2 separate regions of the Homo sapiens genome follow, and region 1 is linked to region 2. The links are chromatin loops, found by intact Hi-C in ENCODE. Cell type or tissue: Calu3. All regions are shown on one strand. Each heading gives the region's core, and the rest is flanking DNA. Links, peaks and the distances in the headings are about the cores only.

Region 1 (8,000 bases), core at 1-8,000, 45 kb before region 2:
TGTAGCTAAGGCCAAAAGCCAGAGTCCTCTGCAGAGAAGAGCTTAAGGATTCTGAGAATGAAGAATTTAAAATTTTATTAAAAGCTTTGGCAGCATAATTTATCCTCCTAATTCATCCATGGTTGATATTTTATAGAATGTAAAGGAGGAAACACACATCCTTAGATCTACCACTGATAAAGATTAATAATTAAAGTGAATTGGAGTTTATCAACATTCCAAACTGAAAAGTTTCAGTAAACACAAATATAGTATCTCTCCAGCACCTAGCACATGTCTATATGTAGTGAGTGGTCTCCTGAAAGGATGAGGGAAAGAAAAGAACAAGCATGCAAAACCTAAATATTAAATTAAATGTAACAAGAAGAGTGAGAATTGTCCAGATGGATATAAGCAAACCATGGTCAGTACCTAAAGAAGAAGCTTTCATATGGGAGCCTGATGGGGGCTAACTCACCCAGGTGAGGGACATACCAGTTTCTGGTAAAGAGTGGACAGCCAGTGCTAGATCCTATCCTATGTGGAGAATCCAGACTTGTTCCAGGCATATTCTCCTTAAATTACCTTTATTCCATTTATTGACTTCTGGTTCTACATTCTGTTCAGTTTGTCAACAAAATTGTGTATTCTCTTATATTCTCTATCTTTATAAACCCTCTGTGTATGGTGGCAGAAAAACACTTTGTTGGGAAGAGACGTCTCCATTTAAATCAAGATTCTAGTACTCAGTGAGGGGAAACAAAAACAGCAAGCAGTAATTGTGACAGAATAATGCTGGAACAAGACATATTTATGTTTGAGGTTGATGCATATTATCCACCATTTGTTTGTCAACCATTTGTAGCAGGCACAAAAAGGTTAAAGAAAATGGAACAGAAGAAAAATTTAACCTTGAAGGCATTTATATAGACTGACCTAATTTTCTTTGAATTCGGGGAGTGGGACTGCTCTACTTTTAGTAGGCAAACAACGGAGGCTTTTGTGTCTACTGTATTTGACCAAGGCCTTGTGTCCTCACATGGGTTTCTGTGGAAGACTGGTCTCATAAAAGCCAAAGGGGTTCCATGGTCATATCAGTTTGGGAAACGATGGGTAACACCACTGCCCAACTCCCCCCAACACACACACAGACACACACACAAACAGGCATGAACACATATCAAAGGTTCTGAGATTTCTTGTAGTAAGAAAACTGTTTCACCCAGGATTTACCAATTCACTTGATAATCAGAAATTCTAGGCCAGGCGCAGTGGTTCACGCCTATAATCCCAGCACCTTGGGAGGCCAAGGCGGGTGGACCACCTAAGACCAGGAGTTTGAGATCAGCCTGACCAACATGGTGAAACCCCCTCTCTACTAAATACAAAAAAATGAGCCAGGCGTGGTGGTGCATACCTATAATGCCAGCTACTTGGAAGGCGGAAGCAGGAGAATCAAATCGCTTGAACCTGGGAGGCAGAGGTTGCAGTGAGCTGAGATTGCACCATTGCACTCCAGCCTGGGCAATAAGAGTGAAACTCTGTCTCAAGAAATAAAAATAAAAATAAATAAGTAATCAGAAATGCCTTGAGGAGTTTCAAGCTGCTATTCCATCACAATATGTTATCTTGGAGGAAAACACATTAATCTATCCAGACTTAGGCTACACATGTATTTGTTGGGCATCTACCTAATGCCCGTCACTGTGCTGATATGTTCATGGGAGCTCTTTAAGTCATTCACAGCAAAGCTTGGGTGACCACAAGAAAGAAATCAGTTTCAGAAATGAAGAATTAAAAAGTGAAAGAGAAAACAAGAAGCAAAAGAACTCTTGCCTGAGGCTATCTGTGGCAAGAAGGTAAATAAAGGGTTAGTCATTTATAAATTCCCTCCAATTGCTATACTAGTCACCCAATAAGGGCAGCTCCACATCTCCTTCCCAAGGTGTCTGCAAGATGATTTATTTCAGAGATAAAAGCAACTAAGCCACCTAGAAACGCAGCTTCTTGGGACCTGAAAAAGTCACGTCGCAGGTTCCTTCTCCTCCACTTCCATAACCCGCCTCTTTCTGTGCATGATTATAAAAGTGTTAATTACCCACTATAATTCACCTTTGTTTTTCACACAGTACTAAAAAGCAATTCAAGCCTGCTGAATGGAGGCCAGGCTCCCTGCTCTAACATGGTCATTACAAAGAAAAAGATAACATTTGCTGGTCATTACAAAGAAAATAACATTTGCTGGCCTCAGAGAGTTACAGGCAAACACAGCTAGACCTGATTGTCCCAGGGTGAATGTGTCTAAGGATCTACCTCTCCATCAAGTTTACAGTAATCAGCGACTTTCACACCGCTGCCTAAATTCTAATCACAATGGGTCAACAGAGCACAACAATTTGTGCTCTTCCCCCCCAGAGCCTGAGAGAAATTAGGCCACACCTAGTGAAATAGGCAAAAAAATGTAAACACCTGATGTTTCTCTATCCTCAGCACCCAGCAGAGGATAAGATACAGAATAGACACTCAGTAAACATTTGTTGTATAAGTGAATGAATTGGGAAATGATTCCTGCAGAGTGACATCAGCATCTGAAGTTTTTGCTTTAAAATCATGAGGCAACTTTTCTATCTCAGAGGGTCAGGTGAGCACGTTTGCAACTCTAGATGATTTTGGAACCTGGTGACTTAAGTAGATGCCAGTCCTACTGTGGACCTCCTCTTTATTGTACTGCCTGGAGCCTTATGTGAAAAAAGAATTGAGCAGGAAATAATGCCATGCCAGGTTAGGGATGTCCGCCATGGGCACAAGAGGGTGTCATAACAATGCATGTGTCTTTTTCCACACTGTCTCCATAAGTCAGAACTAATAAAACCCTATTTCTCCAGACAGACCCAGATGACCCCAGCTGTTCTGAAACACCATCTCCTATTTGTCCCATCTTGCTTGTACCTGGAGCAGATTTTCTGAATGAGTTGGAATTTAAAACTACAGTGAGTCTGTCTGGGTACTGGAGCTTCTTTCTGAAACATGCCAGATGGAATTGTAGGGGATGACTCACACAGACTGAGTACTCCCTACCCGTCTGAACACGCTGAGTGCGGCCTGACATCAGGACTCCCAAAGAAAATTTTAAAAGGTCAGCTGGGAACTGTAAGTGTAGTCAGTCAGGAAGGAATGCATCAGAAGGTGTGATCTCGCAAACCTGTTCATGCAAAACACCCTAAGGTGAATGGCCAAGAATATTTGTGAATCAAGGAAATACTTTCCCAAAGGGTTCCTCTCCCCGGAACTGTACCACAAGGTGAGAGGGAGTGCCTCTTCTCACTTTTTTGCCAGTCTTCAAGGTGGCAATTCGCCTCTTACTCCCAGGCCAGACCATTGTCTGATGGGAACAACCAATCCAAAGAGGTTAACTAGAGGGCAAGGAACCTAAGAGTTAAGTGACCCACATTTTGGGGGGGGGGGTGTGTCGTCTGTGTGTGTGTGTGTGTGTGTATGTGTGTGTGTGTTGTTCCCCTAATTCTATAACTGTCTGTCTGTTTCCTCTGTTCCAGTAGTATAATTAGAACTCTGATTATAACATCAGATGGATAAACGAGTTGTTTATGTGTTTAAGACCCAGTATCTCTTGCCCTCATAGCAGAATCTATTTAGTTACCCTTAGAGTTCTCCCTTGCCATGGAAGAAATGCTTCACATAGAGCCTTGGGGGAAAGAAAGATAGAAAAGAACTATTAGAATCAGAAACATCTCATCTTTAGCTACTTTAGATGGCTTCCAGCCAATCTGTTTGTAGCCCAGCATCTCTTCTAAAAATTGGAATCTGGATTCAGATTCTGATAGGTTTCAAGAATCACATAATTTCAGAGTTGGAAGACAATTTCAGAGTTAGAAGACATCTAGATATCTCACCAACTATCTTGATACTTATAAAATTTTAAAGAAATTTATACGCCCAGCAATTGCCTCTGGTCCATGAAGAAAGCTCATGATGTGCTGACACTGAAAAACAAACAAACAAACAAATAAACAGCACCTAATGATGCAACACTTTAGACCTCTCACAACTGTCTTCAGAGTATAAGGAATATAGACCTTCAAGTAGCATAGAATTGGCCACTTGAAACAAGGGAAGATGCCTTTGCAAAAACGTGTTTGGCAGTAACTGGAGAAATGTTTTTTTAAATTGATACAATGATAGCTTTTTCAGGCTCACTAAAAGAAGAAACTAATCAAGAACACTTTTAAAACAACATCCAGCTTTACATTCAGTCTAAAAGACAGGTATTGAAATTTATCAAGCAAGGGGACAATGCAGGGACAGTGAGTTTATTTGCCTGACAGGATACTTTGCATTTTCACTCCTAGGAGTGAGCCATTAAAGCCTGACAAACAACTCTTAAAGAAAAACAAACGTAAAAGAGGCTTAGGAAATACTCCAACCTTGAGCTAGCCAATTTCTAAATCATGTTAGAGAAGTTTCCAGAAGAATCAAGCATTCCAGAAAATACCATCATATATCACGCATTTCCCCCTCCTGGAATATGTGCAAAAACAAGCCTTTCTTCAACAGGAAAATGGTGCTGGTGTAGGACATCTACTCACGGCATCCAGGAAGTAGATCTAGCAGCCCAGAGGTGGAGAATCACCCAGCAGGAAGGTCAGAGCTCAGCTCCCTAGCATGATGCCTCACCATCACGTGGCACCTCCCACGGTCCCTGGTCAGTGGCTGTGATCTGTCTTCTCCATTTTTGAAATGGGAGTCCAAGGGGCCCAGTGAGAACTGACTGCCTGTTGCGAGAAGCCGATCTGAGAACTGTAAAGTTACCCACAGTTTCAAGGCTTGTGCAAGTCTGTGATTCACTCCACTATGGGTCCATGAAGCACGCCTAAGAGAAATTACAGGTTTCTCCTGTCTGAAGCAAATCCATTAAAGTGAGTCACTTGTTTGTCTTTCAGTTCTTCATCCTTATCTCAGATGATTGCATGAGACTCTGCTTGCATCTGCTGCACTGGGATAATTGGAAGGAGGGTGATAAAATGCAAGGTTATGCCACTATTGTTGATGATTTTTAAAGGCTGATACTTTTTTTTTTTGCCTGTTCTGATGTTGAACTTGGAGGAAATTGGCTGATAAACTGGTGCATCAATTGTGATCTAATTCCTAACCTAGCAACAGAGAGATTTCTGTTTTATTTTTGTAATGACCGGGACAAGGAGTTCTCACTGAGCCACTACATGACTGTGGTAATTCAGACACAGAAGACACTGTGTCCACTTGTGGGGAATGCACACGGTTTGACTTTGGACAGGGGAGCCAGTTTGCATTGTTCTGCTAACCACCAAACAGTCCCACACATCCTAGTTCTACTGTTGTCTACTCACAGGCCTTCCTTCCCCAAAGATCTAAAGCAAACCCTCATTTAGATATTTCCAGGAGAAATGTGGACAATAAGGAGAGGTAAGTGAGGAGGCAGTTTTGTTATGGGTTTTATAGCAATGAAGGTCAAGGAGGTGCTGTTTATGGAAATGGGTCAGCTCCATTTAGGTCAGTAGTTAAGAAATGGCTCATTTGGGAAGTGGAAAAGCCAATATCAAGCCATTGTGTAATCAAAGGACTTTTTATTGCACATATTTACCGAACATACTCTATGTACAAGGCACCATGCTCTGCACTATGGGCATACAAAAGTGAGTAACACAGTGAGTAACAAAAGTGAATACCCCATTCCCCAAAACATATACATATGCACACAAAAAGACCAAAAGGAAATAAACAATATAACACAAAAGTGAAGGACATAGATTATAAAATTACAGGAAATCAGGTGGGGAGAATCAGCGCTTCTGGTTGGACCAATCAGGGAAGAATTCTTGAAGAAGGCAGAAAGTGAGGGAGAGCTCAGGCACACGTGCAGTGAGCAGATCCCTGTGATGTGTACTCTTTCCTGGCCAGGTAACTGTGTATTATGACCACAGTAATGAATGAAAGGATTTTTCAATGGTAAGCTCAACAGATTTTGCTGGCTGATACCCCTAATGTTGAACAGACCAAATCAAATGCTTAACTCTTTAATTTGGAAGTCAGTGAACTAGTTCCCATGAGGGTGTCTTCAGCCAAACTTATGCATGGGGTCATGGCTGTGTGTTTGCTTGTGTTTGCATGTGGGTGGGTGGGTTCATGTATTCACAGGACTCTAATTTAAAAAAAACAACTAAAACTAACATGTGAATTTGAATGAGCAATTATTATGAGCCAAGTACTATACTACTTTACCTACATTTATCCACTTAAAGTCTCAGGGATTTAAATGGCTTTCCCAAGAATCATTATGTATTAAGTCTGATACTTAAAAATCTGCCTTGGATACTATCAGTACCAATTTCTCCTAGAGTCACCTGACCAAATCACTTTCTTGGTGCGGTGTCAGCAGGAAACTGAATGTGTCTCTACCCAGGGTCATCCAGAGTCAACCTAATCCATGCAGTTCCTTGACATTTTTCAAGATGGTGTAGAGTGGGCTTTGGGATGCAGGAGAGAGGGCATAGCTTCTTCCAGGAATTCCCAAATAATTCCAGAGTTTTTCTCTAAGCATCCTTGGGGTTTCTTGGTTAATGATGAAGCTAAGGTGGGGTTTCTTTCCAACCATCCTGTCTCAGGGAGTGAGTATAGCTGAGTAGTGAGTACTTCCATAATAGATGTGACTGCTCAAGACACAAAGCAAATGCTAGGCCAATCCCTCCCTCTCTCCCTAGTGCTCAGAGCTGTTATCTGTGAAATGAAGCAATTGGAGTTCATCTTTTATAAAATTTGTCCAGAGTTACCATCCTATAACTATATTTGCTTCATGAAATTCCATTTTCACTTCAATATATGGACTCTGGGTAAGTGACATCTCTTTGTACCTAAGCCTGCATTGAGGAAAACCAGGACTATGTCTATCTCACCCCTTCTCTTGAAAAGAACATACAAATCTATTGGTAAATGGTAAATTAAAACCACTCTCTGACTTTATTTGTGAAGGATGCTTTTGTTGTCCCAAGATAAGCAATGCCATTTGAAAAATGACTATTTCTCCAGGTTGATGCATTTTTTTTAACTTCAGATTGATGCTTTTTGTCTGCTCAAACTTTCCTACTTATAGGAAGATTATTTGTAATAAGAAACAAAGAAAGAAAGAAAGAGAGAGAGGGAGAAAAAAAGAAAGAAAGAGAAAGGGAGAAAGAGAGAGAGAGAGGGAGGGAGGGAGGGAAGAAGGAAGGAAGGAAGGAAGGAAGGAAGGAAGGAAGGAAGGAAGGAAGGAAGGAAGGAAGGAAGGAAGGAAGGAAGGGACTGCACTCATACCTAAGGTGAGCCCCACTTTCTCCTTTGTAATGAAACGTCATCAATACTGACTTCTTGTTGGGATAATTAAAGGCTGCCCATTGCCCCTTTGCCTTCATCCACTAGTTAGATGCTGCTGCAGTCATCTATGTCCTTGCTTTGTAAAGAGGTTTTTTTTTTTTCCTCAAAGAGCTTCTACCTACAATACTGTTCTATCAGGTAACACCTGGTTTGAATGTTGAATTTGTTTACATACAGGTTAAGAAAAAGAGCAGCTCTGAATTGGAAATGTGATATTTCCTCTCTCCAATCCCAGGTATCAAAAAAGCATATTGTTGGTGAGGATTGACCTTACATTGTCAGTGTAGGCAGAAGATCTTTCAGTGTCTATATGGTCTTGAAGAGGAAGTACAGGGCTGGGAGCCAGCACACTTGGGTTTCTACCTCTGGCTCAGTCCTCGATTAGCATTGACTCACAACTCCAGACTTCCATCTCCTTAACTGAAAATGGTCATCTTTCTGTCTCAAAAGCTCTATGCTTTTCCCCTTGGTTCATGGCCAAGGAAGTTGTATCTAAGCCTAAACCAAGTTGACAATCCAATCTATTTAAATTTGAAAAAGTGGATATACTGGCAGTGGATTCCTTTTGAAAAAAAAAAATAATCTGCAATGTCCTACTTAGAGTCAGCCCAACTCTT
Region 2 (11,340 bases), core at 1,265-9,264:
AAGCAATGGCTTTGTCTTATCAACAGCTGGATGTTCTCAAATTCAGCAGTTCAGGACTCACTTTGCATTTCTGTTAGAGGAATACACTGGACTCCTATTATCATTATTACATTTATTTTCCTAACTACCCCCTCAGCCCACCCATCCCTGTCTGGAAACTGCTTACCCATCCACATTTCCTGTGTGTGCAGCCAGCTGAACAGTGTACTTGGTCAGAGCTGACTGCATTAGGGGATGGCAGTTGATCCAACTGAACCCATCCATCCTCACCCCAGGAATTTTGAAATTTGGACAAGAAGAAAGAGATGGGACTCACTCTCTTTGTCAAGAGAAGCTGAAAAACCCAGCAATCCATAGCAGTGATTTCCAGCTTCAATCGTACATCGGGATTCCCAGAGGAGCTTTTAAAATATACTAGTGCCTGGGCCCCACTTCAGAACCATTTAAATCAGAATTTCTGGGGCTGAGGCTCAGACACTAATACATTGCCCCAAACTTTTTATCTTGAATAATTTAATTACGACTGAAAAATGGAAAGAATAGAACAGTGAACACTTAATATCCCTTCACCTACATTGTGCTGTTAACATTTAGGATAAATGGTCTTTTAAATTCCACAGATGATATTCATATACAGAACTGAGAAAAAACCCTAGGTGATATTAATATGTGATTGAGAACGACCTAACTGTAGAAAGAAGGACAGAGCAAAAGGAAGCAGATGCACCAAGAGGGGCAAAGATCATAAAGAGAGTCCTGAGGCCATTCAGACCCCTGTGTCTCATGCCCTGTGTTCTATGAGATCTCCGAGTATTACTAAAATAAAATCACTTTTGGGGCTTTAGCTAAGGAGTTGTTCATTGCAGTCAAAAGACTCAGGAGTTGTTCATTGCAGTCAAAAGATTCAGGAATAATAGGCAGAAGCAGTAGGTTCTATAGCCTCGTCCCTAAATAAAAATAAAATCAGGGGTTTTACTAGCCTGAGAGATGGCTGTTATGTTAAAAGAAATATATAAAAATAACAAACCCGGAAGCCATCAATTCCCAAGATAATGGGACTGATAGATCATTGCTAAACTATGGTTTTTTGGAAGTAGCCACTGTCTCCTGAGGTAGACTGTTTCCCACTAGTGAATTAAATCAAATCTCACACACACAACAGCAGTAACAAGGAGGGGAAGGTGGCTGTGGGCCTGGTCTGCCCATATCACCAACCCATGTCACTGACATGGGTTAGAATTACCAGAACATGCTGATGATAAAGAAGACTGATTTTCAGTTGGTTCTATTATCTTTTAGACATGTTTAGAAATATTATTCTCTATAGGAACTGCACCCCGTTAATGCCTGAACCCAGGGCAGGTGACTTCCACTGACAACCCCTGTGCTGTCCTCCCATGTCCAATTTTAGAAAGAGCAACCGGTTACCAGGCCTGGTAACTGAATCCCCTGATCTCATTATCTGTGAATAAGAGGTCTGATTTCTGTTCACAAGTTTCTATTCATTTTTCAAAAAAGACAATGATGTTGTAACTCTATATTATGCAAATATTATTAGAACAGAATTGTGGCTATATTATTTTAGGATACCATCTCTAAGGACATAAAGTACAAGTTTTGCAGTCTTTTAAGGCTAACCACTTGCCCAGAAATATATTTGAAATTATGCATTTGAGCTACCAATAAGTGGATTTTTTGAAACTATAGGACTATGAATGAATTTTGAAAGAGGAAACGTAATAAACCAAAAGTAATGTGGGAGAAATTCAAGCATCACTTTTATCTGTAAGTTCACTTTAAGAGGGAAAAACACATTTTGTCAAATTTCAAAGGATAAACAATTTTAAGCAAAACTAAACTTTTAAAATTCATATTCAACAAATACTGACAAAGAATCAGAAAAAAGAAAGGAATGAAGCATCAATTACACTATTTTAAAGAATAGTATAAAAAACAATGGAACTGTAGTTACATCCCCACAATACAAAGAATGACACAATGGAGACAAGCTTAAGAACCCAGAGAAATCTCCCCAAAGTCTGCCTTCCTCTTGAGAAAGTATCATCTGAGAAGAAGAATGTGTAAGGCCAAGAGTTTTCATTGCCATAGGTTAGTCGTTGGTGCAGGATTTTTTGAGAAAGTACAAAAATATTACTCAGTTTCAAGAAGGGTTTGAGGCTAGTGATGCCTTCATAATAAGCCAAAATTGTAGATAAAACATGACAAGGTCTGATGAGGGAAAATAATCATAAAAATGTTCATTAACTTCTGCATTTACACCTAGTACCTTGGAGATTATCAGAAAAAAAGGTTATTTATAGGTTCCCATTTCCTGTATTCTGATCTTTGGATAAAATTAGTGGAGCACAGAAGAACAGAGAAGAATAAATGAAAACAAAAATATTTTTATACAGACTTGTGCTCTTATTACGTAAAGTGCCTTAAAGTTAATAAATTCCTTCTTATTCACTGTACATGTTCCCTTATTCACTGTATAAATTCACTTATTCACTACATATGTTATTAATTAAACCTCAAATTACCAAAGCCTCACAAACACAAAATCATGAGTGGCTGCTCATCTCTGAAATTCCTCTCCAAAGGAAGTCACTGGAAGGAGAAGGAGGACCTGGGACTACTCACTGTGGCTGGCCAAAGACAAACTCACCGGCAAATTTGCCCCACTCCCTGGCAGCTGGAGATATGGGCATTACTGGCTCTCTTCTGTCATACCTTGCTACAAATCACAGGCTGGGCTCTTGTATGGATGAGAGTCAAGTTAGCCCCGAATGGCAGCTCCCCAGGCTGGACCCTGCGGTTCCCATAGGCAGTCAGCCCCATGTGCAGGAGTGCTGCAGCCTGACAGACAAGTCCTGCATGGGAGTAGCTCCTGCAGTGGGAGGGGCAATGCACTGGAGAATGGATGAGTCACACCAGGTGACAGACGCGGACTCTCACAAAAAGCAAAGGCTCCTGTCTTGGGCAAGGGATTTAAGACTGTGGTGGCAGCACAGGATGTGTGATGCATGGCTGTAGCTCATTTGTTCTTACAAATCAGCCTGAGCCTAAAGATGAAATTTGGAAACCACAAGTGCCTCTGCTTGGGGCTCTGGTACTAGCTGGCTGGCTTTCTGGTTACTAGGATTATGGTGGTATGGTTCCCTAATCATTCCTATCGGTCTCCAGTTGCAAACACAAGGTAGCATTGTGATTCCTCACCTCCTTGTGGTCAGTGGGGCATTTAAGTAATTCTGCATGGTGCCAGCAATTCAGAATAGTAGTTACTCCATGAGACTGGGTCCCTGAGTGACCGTGATAAGAAGAGGTCCCTGCTAACACATGACAACCATAAGAAAGGATTACTTCTTACTATTCTTACTCCCTGAGATTTGGGAGCTATTTGTCACCTCAGCATAACCTACCCTATACAAGGACAAAGACTCTCAAAAAGCAACATGGTCAGTGACATATCTTTTTTTAAATTTGAAACACTCAAAAACTCTTTTTTTTTGTATTTATGAACTTCTTAGCTTCCCCAATCCCATGTTTGAAAAGCTATATCTATATTTATCTAGAGTGTGGCATTTTTCAAAATCTTCACGAAGTTCTCCTAATATACTGAAAGGCACCCCTTAATTTTAATCTCAGCATTCCCCCTTCCTCATTTTGTTTCCTTAGCTAGTCTTGATCTTCTAGGAAGTGGCCAGGGAAGGATGGGAAAGTTCCCAGCTGCTGTGAGTGCTGTGCTGCTATTTTTCTCTAATTCTAGGTCTGTGAATCCCCTTGAGGGCTGAATAGTACCCTCTTGAAATCCACTCAAGTCTGCTCCTCAGATGGGAAAATTCTATCTTTTAAAAAATATAGGTTGGCCACAGTGCCTCACACCTGTAATCTCAGTACTTTGGGAGGCTGAGGCAGGAATGCTTGAGGCCAGGAGTTCGAGACTAGCCTGAGCAACATAATGAGACCTTGTCTCTACTTTAAACAAACAAACAAAAAAAATTAGCTGGGCATGGTGGTGCACACCTGTAGCCCTGGCCACTCAGGAGGCTGACATAGGAGGCTCACTTGAGCCCAGGAGATTGAGGCTACAGTGAGTGGAGATTGTGCCACTGGACTCCAGCCAGGGTGACAGAGTAAGACCCTGTCTCAAAAAAAATTTATATATATATATATATATATATATATATATATATATACACATACACACACACACACACACACACATATATATACACACATATATATACATATATATATACACATATATATACACACATATATATACATATATATATACACATATATATATATGCTTTATTTTTTAGAGTAGTTTTAGGTTTACAGCAAAATTGAGGCAAAAGTACAGAGATTTCAAAAATATCCCTGCCCCCCCATACACACAACCTCCCCCACTATCAACATCTCGCGGTAGGTGATGCATTTGTCACAACTGGTGAGTCTACACTAACATGTCCTAATCAGTCGCATTGTCATTATTTATACACAAAATGCCCAGTGTGCCATGCATCTGTGGATATATCAATTTATATAAAATATGACCCCTAACCTCCCAGAGTTCACACTTCTAGTTGGAAGAAGAAAACACATAAATATGAAAAACATACAAGATCTTCTCTACTAATAGCTGACACAGTCACTCCCAACAATGGAGGAGTTGATGGAGGCTGGCCTGGTCAGGAGTCACTTCATGGAGAATACAGGGACAGACCAGGCCTTAAAGGACACGTCTGATTTACACTGATGAGCAACGTTTTGGTAGCAGGAGAGACTTGTTCAGTAAAGGTTTATTGAGCATCTACCAGAGATCAGGAATGTAAAAAGTGGAAGTGTTCTTGAAGATCATCCAAGCCCAGCCCCGCACAGCACAAATCAGGAAGCCAACCCAGCTATTATTTCCAGAGCTGGGACTCCCAACTTTTGAAAAGGCAGATGCTTGTACTGGCCTAAACCAAATGAAGCAGGGCTCCCAGCCATGGCTCCAGCCTCATCCCCGGTCACTCTCTGACTCACACATCATCCTCTGGTGATGCTGTACTGATGGCTTTCATCACATTGTTTCAAGCCTCCAAGCCTTCATGCCTGCCGTGTGTGCCCTGTGCCTAAGGGACATCCTTGCCACCTCTGTTCCCTGGCTGACTCCTTGTACTCAGTCAGATTCAACCTAGCTGTCTTAAGTCTCCTCCACAGCCCTACGTGAAACTGAGTACCGGTCCTTTTGCATACATCTGCCTTATTGCTGATTTTGTAATGCTAGAATCCAAATCATCCCCTCTGCAATCATCTCCACGAAGGCTGTGGCCTGCCTTGTCCTGCTCATCTTGCTCCAGCCATACAAACTGGCTCACATTTCTTTTCCTCTCCACTGGCCTTTGCTATAGCCTGAAAGCCTCCGCCCCTCTCTACCCATAACTTCACCTGGCTGACTCATTCTCGTCCTCAAGTGCCTCTTCCCCTGTCAGCCCTTCCTGGCCATCTACTCTGGCCTAGCTTCTCCCTTAGTGCCACCATGGGACATGGTGCACAAGACCGGCACCATCTCATCATCTAGGTTTTAGTTTAAATGTCATCTCCTCAGGGAAGCATTCTCTGAAGTGGCAATCATTATTTACCTACCCCAGTCCACACTGCCTTCTTCCTTGCCCAAAACTCAGATTGGATGACCCATGATTATTTTGAATGAATTGTGGTAATATAGATCTTCTTCGCTGGTCACTAAACTACATGTAGGCAGGCCACCATTTCTGTTCGATGAATTTTAGGGGGAAGTCTGCTAGGGGGTGTGAAAGCTTCTAGAAAGAACCTTTCCCTGATAATTAAAACAGCTACACTAGGAAGAAAAAATGTTATCTTGTCCCCATTCTCCCACCCCTTTTTCTCTTCTGGCTTTGGAAATTGAGAGGGTGTAGTATCTGCAGCTATGGCAGTCATTCTGCAGCCATGAGGAAAACATCAATGTGTTGCAAATGGGGGAACAGAGACATGGAAAAACTCTTGATCTTTGATGACATGACTGAATTACTAAATCCACACTGGGATCAATAATCTCTGCGCTCTTAAAATATATAATTAATAGCTCGAGGGCTTAAGCCACTGTTAGGCTTTCTGTTACTGTGGCCAAAATAGCTTAATTTGGCCAGGCTCAGTGGCACACGCCTGTAATCACAGCACTTTGGGAGGCTGAGGCATGTGGATCACCTGATGTCATCAGATCTGACATGGCAAAACCCCATCTCTACAAAAAATACAAAAATTAGCTGGTCTTGGTGGTGCACTCCTGTAATCCCAGCTGCTCAGGAGGCCGAGGCATGAGAATCACTTGAGATTGTGCCACTACACTCCAGCCTGGGCAACAAGAGCGAAACTCCGTGCCAAAGAAAAAAATATATAGCTTAATTTATACTCTTAACATTCAATCTAAGGTAACACCCGTCATTCTCTATAACATTTCACTGTTTTCCTCAATCTATCACTAGTCAAAAGTATCATGTTTAGTGGTGTGCTATTGGTCAATTGATGTATCTCACTAGAAGGTAAGGACCACGGAGGTAGGGACTTTGTAATTTTGTCACTGCTGTATTTCTGTCACCTAGAACAATGCCTGGCACTCAGTAGGAGTCCAATAAATATATGTTACATAAGCGATTGGATGAAAGAATACTTCTGTTGTCAATTCTTTGTTTTTTAAATCAGACTGTGGGCTCTTCAAAGTCAAAGAATTCATATTGTATTTTTATTTCCTCAAAACCCAATAGACTGCTTGGCATATAGCTGGTAATTATTAAATGTTCTATGAATGAATACACATGTTCCCTATCTTTTCTTCAATAGTCACCCAGCATATGACTCGTGGTCATTCAGTATTGGACATCTATTGGAAAAGGTGATTGATAAAGGAATTCTGAACTGTTGTTTCATGAGTATTTAGCTTACAAGAGAAATTTATGATATGATCTTAACCTGGCAAAACATCTTAGAATAGCCATGTGGACCAAAATTGCAGATTAAACTCTTCCAGTAATGAATAGCTGATCTCCACAGGAGGCAATTTTTCTAGTCACATTGCAATTGTATTTTTCCCTAAGTAGGCCAAAATATGCCTGTTTGTTATTGACAGCTACTGTCAACTTTACAGTCCTCTCTCAAGTTTATTCATCTTTAAAACCCAAACCTGAAACAAATGCCCTCTCCATGTCCGTACACAAGCAGTTGAATTTGGCAGGTATAAAATTACAGAACAAAGCCATCTACCATGCCTCATTCACCGTAAGGTGCCATTGATTATGATATTCCCATTGTTTTATGAACCATAAAGAAAACAACGGTGGCAATTAAACTATGAAACAATGCGAGGAAACCAACAATACTAGGAAACTATGGAACAGTGCTAGAATGCATCCCAAATTCTGAGGTTGAAACATGTGCATCTTAGAATTGATAAAATATAACATGGTAGTTTCACTTTAAAATAATAAATACAAAATTCCACACAGCTGGTCAACCCTGATATGATTCACTGGCCGGCTCGTTTTTCCATGATCCTGGATGACTAATTACATTCATTGGCTCTCCTCAAACGGTTGATGCAACTCTTCCCCAGCCTCACCTAATATTTTACAGAGAAAATCAAAGCCACCAGATGAGGATTTTATCTTCTTCTCGCCCCTAAACCCACGTTCCATCTGCATGTGCTCCAGCCTTCTCCTCCTTCTTTCCTGTCATGTGAGAGGGAGTCTCTGTCGTCCTGTCAAAATTAGTCCCTTCAGAGGAGCTCTGTCCCTATCTCCTCAGACATTCTTAAGGGCTGCATTTCTTTAGATTTTCTTCCTGTTTCCTGCACCATCAATCTCTCCCTCTACTATGGATAATGCTATTGATGTTTAAATATGCTCAAGTATCTTCCTTCCTCAGACAAAACAAAGCAAAACAAAAGTCTCCTTCGTTTTTTTGTCCTCTCACTGAGTCTGCCTCAAGTCTCTCTTCCTGGCTAAACCTTCTGAAAACTGTCCGCACAAGCTGTCTCCACTTCTATCCTTGCTGTTCTCATGCTCTTCATGCCATTGAAACCAATTGTATAAAGGTCACCAATGTTCTCCATCTTAACAGTTCTATAATTAACTCTGCCCTCATTTTGCTTGACATCTCGGCAGCACTCAATTCAGTTAACCATTTCTCTCTTTTTTGAAATATTTCCTTCTTTAATTTTTATTTTTTAAATTGTGGTTTAAAAATAATGCAAAATTTACCCTGTTAATTAAGTGTACAGTTCAGTAGCATTAAGTATATTCATATTGTTTTGTAACAGGTCTCTAGAACTTTTTCAGGCAATACTGAACAACTCCCCACTTCCTCCTCCTCCCAACCTCTGGCAACCACCTTTCTACTTTCTGTTTCTGTGAATTTGACTACTTTAAATAACTCATATTTGTGGAATCATACAGTAGTTATCCTTTTGTGACTGGCTCATTTCACTTAGCATAATGTCCTCAATACTAATTCATATTGTGACATATGACAGGGTTCCCTTCTTTTTATGGCTGAATAACATTCCATTTATATATCTGTCACCCTTTCCTTATCTACTTATCTGTCAACAGACATTTGGGTTGAGGAAACACCACTCTTCTTAAATTTGTATGTACCTCATTTTACTATTTCCTGTATGATCTCTTCTCTACCAGAATTCTAAGTGTTGGAGCTTCTTAGACCTTCTCCTCATCCCTCCTCCCCTCCATACCCCATTCCTCCCTTCTCTCCTCTCTCCCTTTCCCTGGAGGAGCTCACCCACTTCCACAGCTTGGATGTCCAGGCCACACTTCTCTTCTAAACTCCACATTCACACGTCAGCAAGTCCTGTGGTTTCTACCTCAAAATATATCTCACATCTGTCCATTTCTTTATACAGTCATGAGCCACAAAACGATGTTTCAGTCAATAGACTACATATATACTGGTGGTCCCATAAGATTATAACACCTTATTTTTACTGTACGTTTTCTATGTTTGGATTTGTTTAGATATACAAATGGTTATCATTGTGTTACAGTTGCCTACAGTATTCAGTACAGTAACATGTCGTACAGGTTTGTAGCCTAGGAGCATAGGCTATATCATACAACCTGAGTGTGTAGTAGGCTATACCATCCAGGTTTGTGTAAGTGTACTCTGTGATGTTTGCATGATGACAAAATCTCCAATGACACATTTCTCAGAAAGTATCCTCATTGTTAAGTGACACATAACTACATCTCCATCCAGTCCCAACCATCTTCCTCTCTGGCCTGTACTAACACAAACACTTTCTAATTGTTCTCTCTGCTTTCACCCTTACCCCCTTTCAATCTGTTTTTCAGAAATCTTGTAAATATATATTCAGTCACATGGCGTCACAGATTAAAAACTATTCTCATTACACTTAGGATAAGATCTGTGTGCCTCATGTGGCCTGCAAGGCCCGCCTGACGCAAGACCTGCCTGCCTCTTCACCCTCCTCCTGGGCCTTTTCTACCTCTGTCCATGCTCAACCAAGTATAAGGGCTTCCAATCAGCTCCTGAAACTTACCAAATGCCTTTCTACCTCAGGGCCCGTGTATAGCCTGTTTATTCTGCCTGGGATCACTGTGCATATCTCGTTCTCCCCAGCCCCTCACCTTACTGCTTTCTTCCACACACACACCCCACATTCTTTGTGCGACTGGCTATTTCTCCTCTCCAGGGTGCAATAAAAACTAACATGAGGAAAGAGAGCCTTAGGAAAGTGTGGATCTTGCCTCGTGTGACCCTGAGACTGAGGGCTTCCTTCAATGCTGTGTCATAGGCCCCACCTGCCTCACCCTAATCCAGCCTTGCTTCTCTCTCGGGTCTTAGCTTCAGTACCTCCCATGGAGGCCTTCACTGCCCATTCTCTCTAAGAGGTCTCCCCATCCTTCCAACCCACCAACTCCATAATCCTAAATTACTGTGCCCTGTTTGACTCCCTTAGTTCATGTATCTCTATTTATAATTATTTACACAGTTGACTCTTGAACAACATGGGGGTTAGGGGTGCCGGCCCCCACATGCAGTCAAAAATTTGTATATAACTTTTGACTCTCTCCAAAACTTAACTACTTATAGCCTGCTGTAGACCAGAAGCGTTACCAACAACGTAACAGTCAATTAACACATATTTTCTATGCTGTATATATATATTATATACTGTATTATTACAATAAAGTAAGCTAGAAAAAAGAAAATGTTATTAAGAAAATTAAAAGGAAGAGAAAATATATTTCTATTCACTAAGTGGAAGTGGATCATCATAAAGGTCTTCATCTTTGTTATCTTCACACTGAGTAGGCTGAGGAGGAGGAAGAGGAGGGGTTGGCCTTCCTATCTCAGGGGTGGCAGAGGCAGAAGAAAACCCAAGTATAAATGGGCCTGCACAGTTCACACTTGTGTTTTTCATGGCTTAACATTTTGGGATTGTCTCTTTAGCCTCCCTCTCCCAGGAAAATAAGAGCTGTACACACACAATAGTGTTTGTTTGGTTTTGAATGAATTTAATAGTTACAATTACTTTAACCATCCATCCATCCATGAGTGAACATGGCTTCAAACTCTCATCAATCTTCTGTTCATCTTCTTCTGCCTTCTGAATGGAGGAGGGGAAAAGGGAGGAAGGAAAAGGGTTACCACAGGACTCATATGGAAAATAAGACTTCTGTGGGTTTCTTTAATTTCCAAGGGTAAAGGATAATGCAAGGTCTACTAGACCCAAGATTCTTGAAAGGATCCAGAGAAATTTTAACATTTAAGCCAATATTCAAGATGCAAAGGTAATTTGATATGACATACATAATGTTGCTCTTCATACATAAGAAAAACATCTCACTTTTAACATGTCAACTGCCCAGAAGACCACCAGAAAAATCCATTGATCAAGCAAAGTTAAGGCTGTTAGATGTATTGTACATAGTAAGAGATGCCACTACCTGGGCAGTCTTAGTAAGTTTCAGAAGTAGGAAGTCGAGGGAGGATATTCACAGGGTTTTCAAGTCTTAAAAACTAGGAAACTAGTTGGGGTTGGGCAGAGTTCATGACATAATGGCTTGGATCAGTGTGCACTGCATGGACAAAGGCTTGAGCAAGTTGTGATAAGCAAGCTGTTACTCTTGATCATAATGTAGCAGGGCAAGCTGCAGACAAAACCCCTCAAACACCGAGTTAAAGAAGGAAGGGCTTTATTCAGCCAGGAGCTTTGGCAAGACTCACATCTCCAAAAACTGAGCTGCCTGAGTGAGCAATTCCTGTCCCTTTTAAGGGCTTACAACTCTAAGG

What was found. Hi-C counts contacts between places; a loop is a spot of excess contacts. Peaks named below come from ENCODE experiments on the same cell type or tissue, not always from the same donor. Only the 100,000 strongest peaks of a DNase experiment are listed, where the experiment ranks them.
Region 1: it touches region 2 in a loop (2.6-fold over the local background); 6 of 110 quality-filtered maps call a loop at or near these places.

What each region holds. Positions count from the first base shown.
Region 1 is chr6:47,695,378-47,703,377 of GRCh38, reverse strand. ADGRF4 (adhesion G protein-coupled receptor F4) reads right to left here and starts at 4,798. Exons shown (of 10, transcript NM_153838.5): 1 at 4,584-4,798. It also overlaps the pseudogene ADGRF2P. In Calu3, for the core only: no CTCF peak of the experiment used is centred there; DNase peaks (open chromatin) are centred at 3,067 and 4,737.
Region 2 is chr6:47,647,988-47,659,327 of GRCh38, reverse strand. It overlaps the pseudogene ADGRF2P. Among named protein-coding and RNA genes, the nearest start is that of ADGRF4, 45 kb to the left of the region's middle. In Calu3, for the core only: no CTCF peak of the experiment used is centred there; DNase peaks (open chromatin) are centred at 2,897, 5,437 and 7,567.